2 separate regions of the Homo sapiens genome follow, and region 1 is linked to region 2. A link is a contact called in ENCODE Hi-C or POLR2A ChIA-PET data. All regions are on one chromosome and are shown on one strand. Each heading gives the region's core, a stretch centred on a gene start or an enhancer-like site at or near the end of the contact. The rest is flanking DNA. Distances are from core to core; before and after follow the strand shown.

The links. A loop is a pair of places that touch in the nucleus more often than their neighbours do. ChIA-PET counts read pairs that join two places held with the same protein, here RNA polymerase II (POLR2A). Pooled maps may share reads with other maps.
Region 1: a map of CD8-positive, alpha-beta T cell shows a loop between it and region 2 (18-fold over the local background). The contact joins the promoter of TM9SF4 here to the promoter of MAPRE1 in region 2. A Hi-C loop is called at or near these places in 1 of 168 maps with a recorded cell type or tissue (CD8-positive, alpha-beta T cell) and 6 of 50 pooled maps. POLR2A ChIA-PET finds 5 or more read pairs at or near these places in 2 of 52 experiments (PC-9 and WTC11).

The regions. Positions count from the first base shown.
Region 1 is chr20:32,108,235-32,111,285 of GRCh38, reverse strand. It overlaps TM9SF4 (transmembrane 9 superfamily member 4), which reads right to left and starts at 1,572. Exons shown (of 18, transcript NM_014742.4): 1 at 1,531-1,572. The coding sequence starts at 1,545. RefSeq lists enhancers at 566-1,308, 1,472-1,651, 1,309-2,053, 1,056-2,255.
Region 2 is chr20:32,817,984-32,821,211 of GRCh38, reverse strand. MAPRE1 (microtubule associated protein RP/EB family member 1) reads right to left here and starts at 1,258. Exons shown (of 7, transcript NM_012325.3): 1 at 1,184-1,258. RefSeq lists enhancers at 1-209, 210-879 and a silencer at 952-1,541.

The DNA.
Region 1 (3,051 bases), core at 323-2,822, 710 kb after region 2:
TTCTGAATGTGGTACCAGAATATATATACATATATGTAGGTTTCAACATACTACTTTGAGGATTTGCCCCACTCGTGGTTCAGCCTGAAGTCTGAAACCACAGAAACCAGGTAAGGCCATGAAATCTTTTTACCTGACCTCTGAAGTTCTAAATAAGGAATCCCTCATTAAACAAAGGTAAGTTCTCAGTCAGCTAAGAGAAGGAGGGAAAATTGCTACCAGTCAATAATATATCCCTGTTTGGAGAAAACCAACACCAAATTATTTAAGCCAGAATCTTCCTTTGCTAAAGTCAAATGTCATTTCCTTTTCTCTGAGTCTTCCTTGTCATTCACTCCCCGGACGAAATTATCTGCTGAGGAGGCAGTATGCAGGAAGACCCAGGAAATCATTCTGGACTAAGTGACTTCAATTTTAGTTCTGGTCTCTTGACAAGCAGAATTTGAACTAAACTTTTAGAAAAAGGGCCAGTCCTTCAAAGATTTACTTCCAAGGTTCTGCACCAGGAGCCCGCAAGCTCTGACCCAACTTCCAAGCATGGCTATTTTACCTCCACCCTCATCCACACACAGACTTCATCCCAACATATAGCTTCATAATAAAGAGCCTTCATCCCTAACGAGCTGTGTGGCCATGTTGGGGAATGGGAAGGAGAGCAGTGAGGTGGGGCTATTAGTGTTTTTCAAAACGTAGTTCACAGACCACCTCCACTATATAATCACTAGAGTGCTTATAAAAGGGCAGATTCCTGGGCATCACCTAGCCCTATGGAATTAGAATCTCTGGGAGTGGGGCTGCTCAGGAAACTGCATTTTTAGCATGCCTCCCCCTACACACCTCGAGATTCTTATGCACAGTAAAGTTTGAGAACCAACAGGGTAAAAGGTCCCTAAGAGAGGGGCAGGGAGTTGACTGAGAGAAGACAGGAAGGGCAGGGAAGCCTCTAGGGATGAAAGATGGGGGTGGGGTAGGTGAAGGCAAGCTCTGGGGTAGCGGCAGTCAAGGGGGTGCGCGATGGGGACAGCTATGAGTGTAAGTGAGGACAGGGCTCTGAAAAGGATCTGAGGCAGCGCTTGGGCTGGGAGGGTGGTCAGAGGAGAGGTCACATCTGCGGACTGGTTATGATGGTGGGGAGGCGGGGAGAGCAGGGTCTGGACGTGACGGGGAGGAGCAAGGATGAGAATAACGGGAGGGGGTCTTCAGAGGGGTCAGGACAGGGAGGTGAGAAATGGAAAATGGGGCTCACAGTGGGCGGAGACCAAAAGTAGAATGGGAACCGGCGAAGGCAGCAGCCGAGGTCTTCCTCCGAAACGGCGCCTCCCCCAAAACTCGGGGCCTTCACAAGCCTGAGTGCAGGGGCAGGGCCAGGGAGGTGGATTTCGGGGAAGACAAGCCCAGTCAGAGGTAGCCCTCAGGCCTGAGTCAGGGGTCCCGGAGGTGGCTCAGGGCCAGGCATGGGGTGCTGGAAGATCCTGGGATACCCCGGAGGGCCCCGCTCCAGCTCCCGCTCCCGGAGTCTCCTTCACTCACCATCGCCGTCGCCATCTTGGATCCACGTGTCGCCGTAATGACGTCAGCGGAAGTGGTGCTCCCTGGTTACGGAGTTTAACTCCACAAGGTGGTCGTCTGGCTTCAACCGCTCCTGTAGTGGCGGTCAGCAGAGGGGAAAAGGAGTCTTAGCTCCTGCTCGACAGTCTGGTCTGGGAAAGTAAGGTCGCTGATTAGGTGAAGAGAGAGAACGGTGTAACTAAGGAAGCCATATTAGCTCCTGGCAGAAACTGAGCCTCCCTTATTCCCGCTGCATTGTGGGTAATGGGGGTGTGCGAAAGTGCGCTCGTGCTCTCAGCGCCATCTTTACTACTGGCAGGAAGACCCATTGCCAGGGTTACCTGAGACCTTGATTTGAGGGAAAGGGTGGGCACTGGGGCTCCAAGAGCAGTACGACTCCAAGAATAATTTGTAATTATATATTTAAGTATTTGTTTGATTTTAAGTATTTGTTTGACTATCCTATATCCTCTTTAGTAGACTGTAATCCCCATGAGGGTGGACCCTGTTTTTTTGTTTGTTCGTTTTTTACCTTGCTCTTCCTCATTCCCATCTGTGAAATGGGAAGGGGGTTGGTTCATCATAGGCTTGTGATGAGGATTCAGTGACACAGTATTACATAGGATGTATTCAATAAATAATTGTCAGTATATGTTTATGTATACTCCTTTGGGCTTGTGGTAGATGCCCAATACATTATTTTTTAAATGAACGAGTGAAAACCAGCATATTCAGTGGAGGGAGATATCTCTGAATGTGGACGTCATGCACTAGCTTAGTGTGTGACTCCAGACAAGTCACGCAATCTTCCTAAGCCTCAGTTTCCAAATCTGTGAAAAAGAGACTCAAAGAATCATGGTATTAAGGTTGGGAAAGAACTCAAAGTTCATTTGACCCATGTATATCACTTTAAACTGAATACAGTACCAGTGCTATCTTAGACTGTTTTAAAAAAGCTATTAAAAGAATAATAATGATTAATAATAATCATCAGCACTTGCCGAGCATTTTGTGTGCTGCAGCACTTAGCATTATGCTAACAGTTCATTAGACTCTTTTTATCTAATTCTAGGGGGCAAGGGACAGTTGAACTCTGATCCCCACCTATGGGCACCACTGTGGTGGATTTTCTGCAAAGATGGCTGCCACGTAGTTCTGTCCGTCCTTGCATGATGAGCATACGGTTTCTCTCCTCAAGAGATAGACTCTGTTTTACCTCCTGTTGAATCTGGCTGGTCATGTTGGTTGCTTTGACCAATAGGATGTGCTACAAGTGATTCTGCCAGTACTGAGCCTAGGCCTTAAGAGGATTGAAAACGTCTGATTCTACCTTCTTGGTTATAAAGAAGTGTAGCTACTCTGCTGGAAAGGCACCTGGAGAGAGAGGGAGGCCCAGCCAACTCCTCAAGACATTCTAGAAACTACAGCTAAGCACTATAATATGTAACTGAAGTCATCTTGGACATTCCAACCCCCACTGAGCTACTAGCTGAATGCAGCTAC
Region 2 (3,228 bases), core at 9-2,508:
AACCTCGTCTCTACTAAAAAATACAACAATTAGCCGGGCTTGGTGGCGCGCGCCTGTAATCCCGACTACTCGGGAGGCTGAGGCACGAGAATCGCTTGAACCCGGGAGGCGGAGGTTGCAGTGAGCGATGGTGCCACTGCACGCCTGGGCAACAGAATAAAACTCTGTCTCAAAAAAAAAAAAAAAAGGAAGAAGAGAATCTCTCTTAAAGACAGTGTTAGTATTAAAAGACACAAAGCCACATGGAGCACTTAACAGTGCTTGACACAAAACAAGTGCCCAACTAACAAAGAGCTGCTATTATCATTACTACTGTTAGAGACATGCCATCGGAGAAGCGGATGCCCGGCCTAGCATAACCTCCCTCAATGGGCCCCAGGATCCTCATCCCCAAAATGGGGCAGAGGTCAAGCTCTGCCCTGCAGCATCCGAGGGCAACTGTGAAGTAGGGACTGAACTAGCACTGTTGATACCATCCCGTTATACTGTCCTCCTGCTCATCATAATGTGGATTCCTGGAGAGCAAATCTTTGTTCCCGGGAAAACAGCCAGGGTTTAGCACGGTGCCCAACACCTAGTGGGCATTCAATAAACACACACTGAAGAAAGGAGGGAGTCCAAGAGCTGGCTTACTTTCTGCCATACATCGCGCTAAGAGTTTAATGTGGGTAGTATTACTGTCCCCGTTTTACAGATGAGGAAGCTGAGATCCACAGCGGTTAAAGCACCTGTCCAAGGTCACACCGCACGGAACCCAACCCAGGTCTGACTCCACCACCCGATCTCTCGGCCCTCAGGCAACACGGCCTCCCACAATGTGCGTCCCCAGAGCTCCCAGGACGGCCCACCTCGCCCACACCCTCCCAGGGCCCAACCACCCTGGGACCTCCAGTCGCTGCAGCGCAGGGACCACACCTCAGCGGCGGCCCAGAAACCCCCACCCCGCGTAGCAGCAGCCCACTTCCGGCCCGAGACCCCGCCCCCTGAGCAGAGCGCAGCGCGCGCCCCCAGGCCCAGCCCGCGCGCGCCGGGTGACGGCCCCGCCCTTCCCCCACCCGGCTCGAACAGCACCGCCGTGTGGAACGGCCCTGGCGCTGCCCGTAGGGCCTGCCCGCGCACGCCCGGCCTTGGCCCACGCGGCCGCCCCCCCAGCCGCACCCCCCGGGCCCGCTAGCCGGCTCACCGGCTCTCGGCAGAACCGCGTCCACTGCCCGCAACCGGCTCCGGTTCCGTCTTCGTCTCGTTCAAACCGCCAGACCCCGCCCGCCCGCCCGCGCGATGACCTCACACGCACCCCCTCGTTACGCGCCGACGTAAAGGCTCGCCATCCTCCGCCGGCTCCTTTTATAGAGAGGGTCTCAGCCGCGCGCCGGGGGCGGAGCTCGGCCCCTGATCCACAGAACGGTAGCCGAGGGGCGGGGCCCCGACCGCCGGGGCGACTGCGGCACGTGGTCGGTCGCAGCCAATGAGGTCCCGCCTCGGCCCGGTGTGACTCAGTTACAAAATCCCTATGGCAGTAACCAAAAAGAAAATTGCTTTTACAATGAATTTTTTTTTTTTTTTGCTTAGAGATGTATGGAGGTCTCGCTGTGTTGCCCAGGGTGGTCTCGAACTCTTGGCCTCAAGCGATCCTCCCGCCTTAGCCTCCCAAAGCGCTGGGATAACAGGCGTGAGCCACCGCTCCCAGGCTTACAATTAATTTCTGTAAGAATGGGTTATTGAATCATAAAGATACCTAATAGACACTTTGGGGAAACGCTTAGAAGTCAACTTTCTGGGCCGGGTGCAGTGGCTCACGCCTTTAATCCCAGCACTTTGGGAGGCCCAGGTGGGAGGATCACCTGAGGTCAGGAGTTTGAGACCAGCCTGGCCAACATAGTGAAACCCCATCTCTACTAAAAATACAAAAATTAGCCTGGCGTGGTGGTGGGCGCCTGTAATTCCAGCTACTTGGGAAGCTGAGGCAGGAGAATCACTTGAACCCAGGAGACGGAGGTGGCAGTGAGGCGAGACTGCACCACTGCACTCCAGTCTGGGCGACAGAGCAAGACTCTGTCTCAAAAAAAAAAAAAAAAAGTCACGTTCTGTGACGCCCCCGCCCCCCCATCTGCAATATCATGCGGCATATTTTCTTCTTAGTACCATAAGAAGGCATCTTGTGCCTTTACTGTCTGTCTCCTGTAAAGTCCACAGGAGCAAGGACCTCCTGAGTCCTGTTCCGGGTTGTTTCCCAATGGCTGTACATACATTCTCTCTTGCCCACTCCCTCTTTTTTTTTTTTTTTTTTTTAAGAGATGGGGTCTTGCCATGTTGCCCAGGCTGGGCTGGTCTCCTGGGCTCGAGAGATCCACCCGCATCGGCCTCCCAAAGTGCTGGGATTACAGGCGTGAGCCACCACACCTGGCCCTTACATTCTCAAGAGAGCCTTGGCTGAAGGAGGAACTGGGCTGGGCGTGGTGGCTCACACCTGTAATCCCAACACTTTGGGAGGCCAAGGCGGATGAATTACCTGAGGTCAGGAGTTGGAAACCAGCCTGTCCAACATGGCGAAACCCCATCTCTACTAAAAATGCAAAACTTAGCCGGGCATGGTGGTGGGCGCCTGTAATCCCAGCTACTTGGGAGGCTGAGGCAGGAGAATCACTTGAACCTGGGAGGCAGAGGTTGCAGTCAGACTTCGTCTAAAAAAGAAAAAAAGAGGAACTGCACCACTTTACAGCAGAAAGAAACTGAGGGACAAAGAGGCCAATTGACTCACTCAGTGTCAGAGGTAGATCCAGATTTCAAGCTGACTTTTTTTGTCTGGGTATCATTTATTCAAGTATTCAACAAATATTTTCCCTGACCAATCAGGCCCTGGTGAAAAAAAGACACAATCTGATCATGGTGGTACGTGCCTTTAGTTCCAGCTACTGGGAAGGCTGGGGCAGGAGGATCGCTTGAGCCCAGGAGTTCGAGGCTGCAGTGAGCAAAGATCACGCCACTGCACTCCAGGCCTGGGAAACAGAGTGAAACTCCATCTCTAAGAGATAAAAACGAAAACTAGACACAGCTTCTGACCTCTTAAAGTTTCCAGACTGGCAGGGGAGGCAAAGGGGACACAACTAATGACACAAATCCTTGTTAAATTACAAATCAGGCTCAATGCTAGGCAGGGACATTATGTGGTGGGCTGATGGTACTTCCACTGTGTGGAGCAGGGGCCTAGAGGTCCCTCTAGGCCAAATC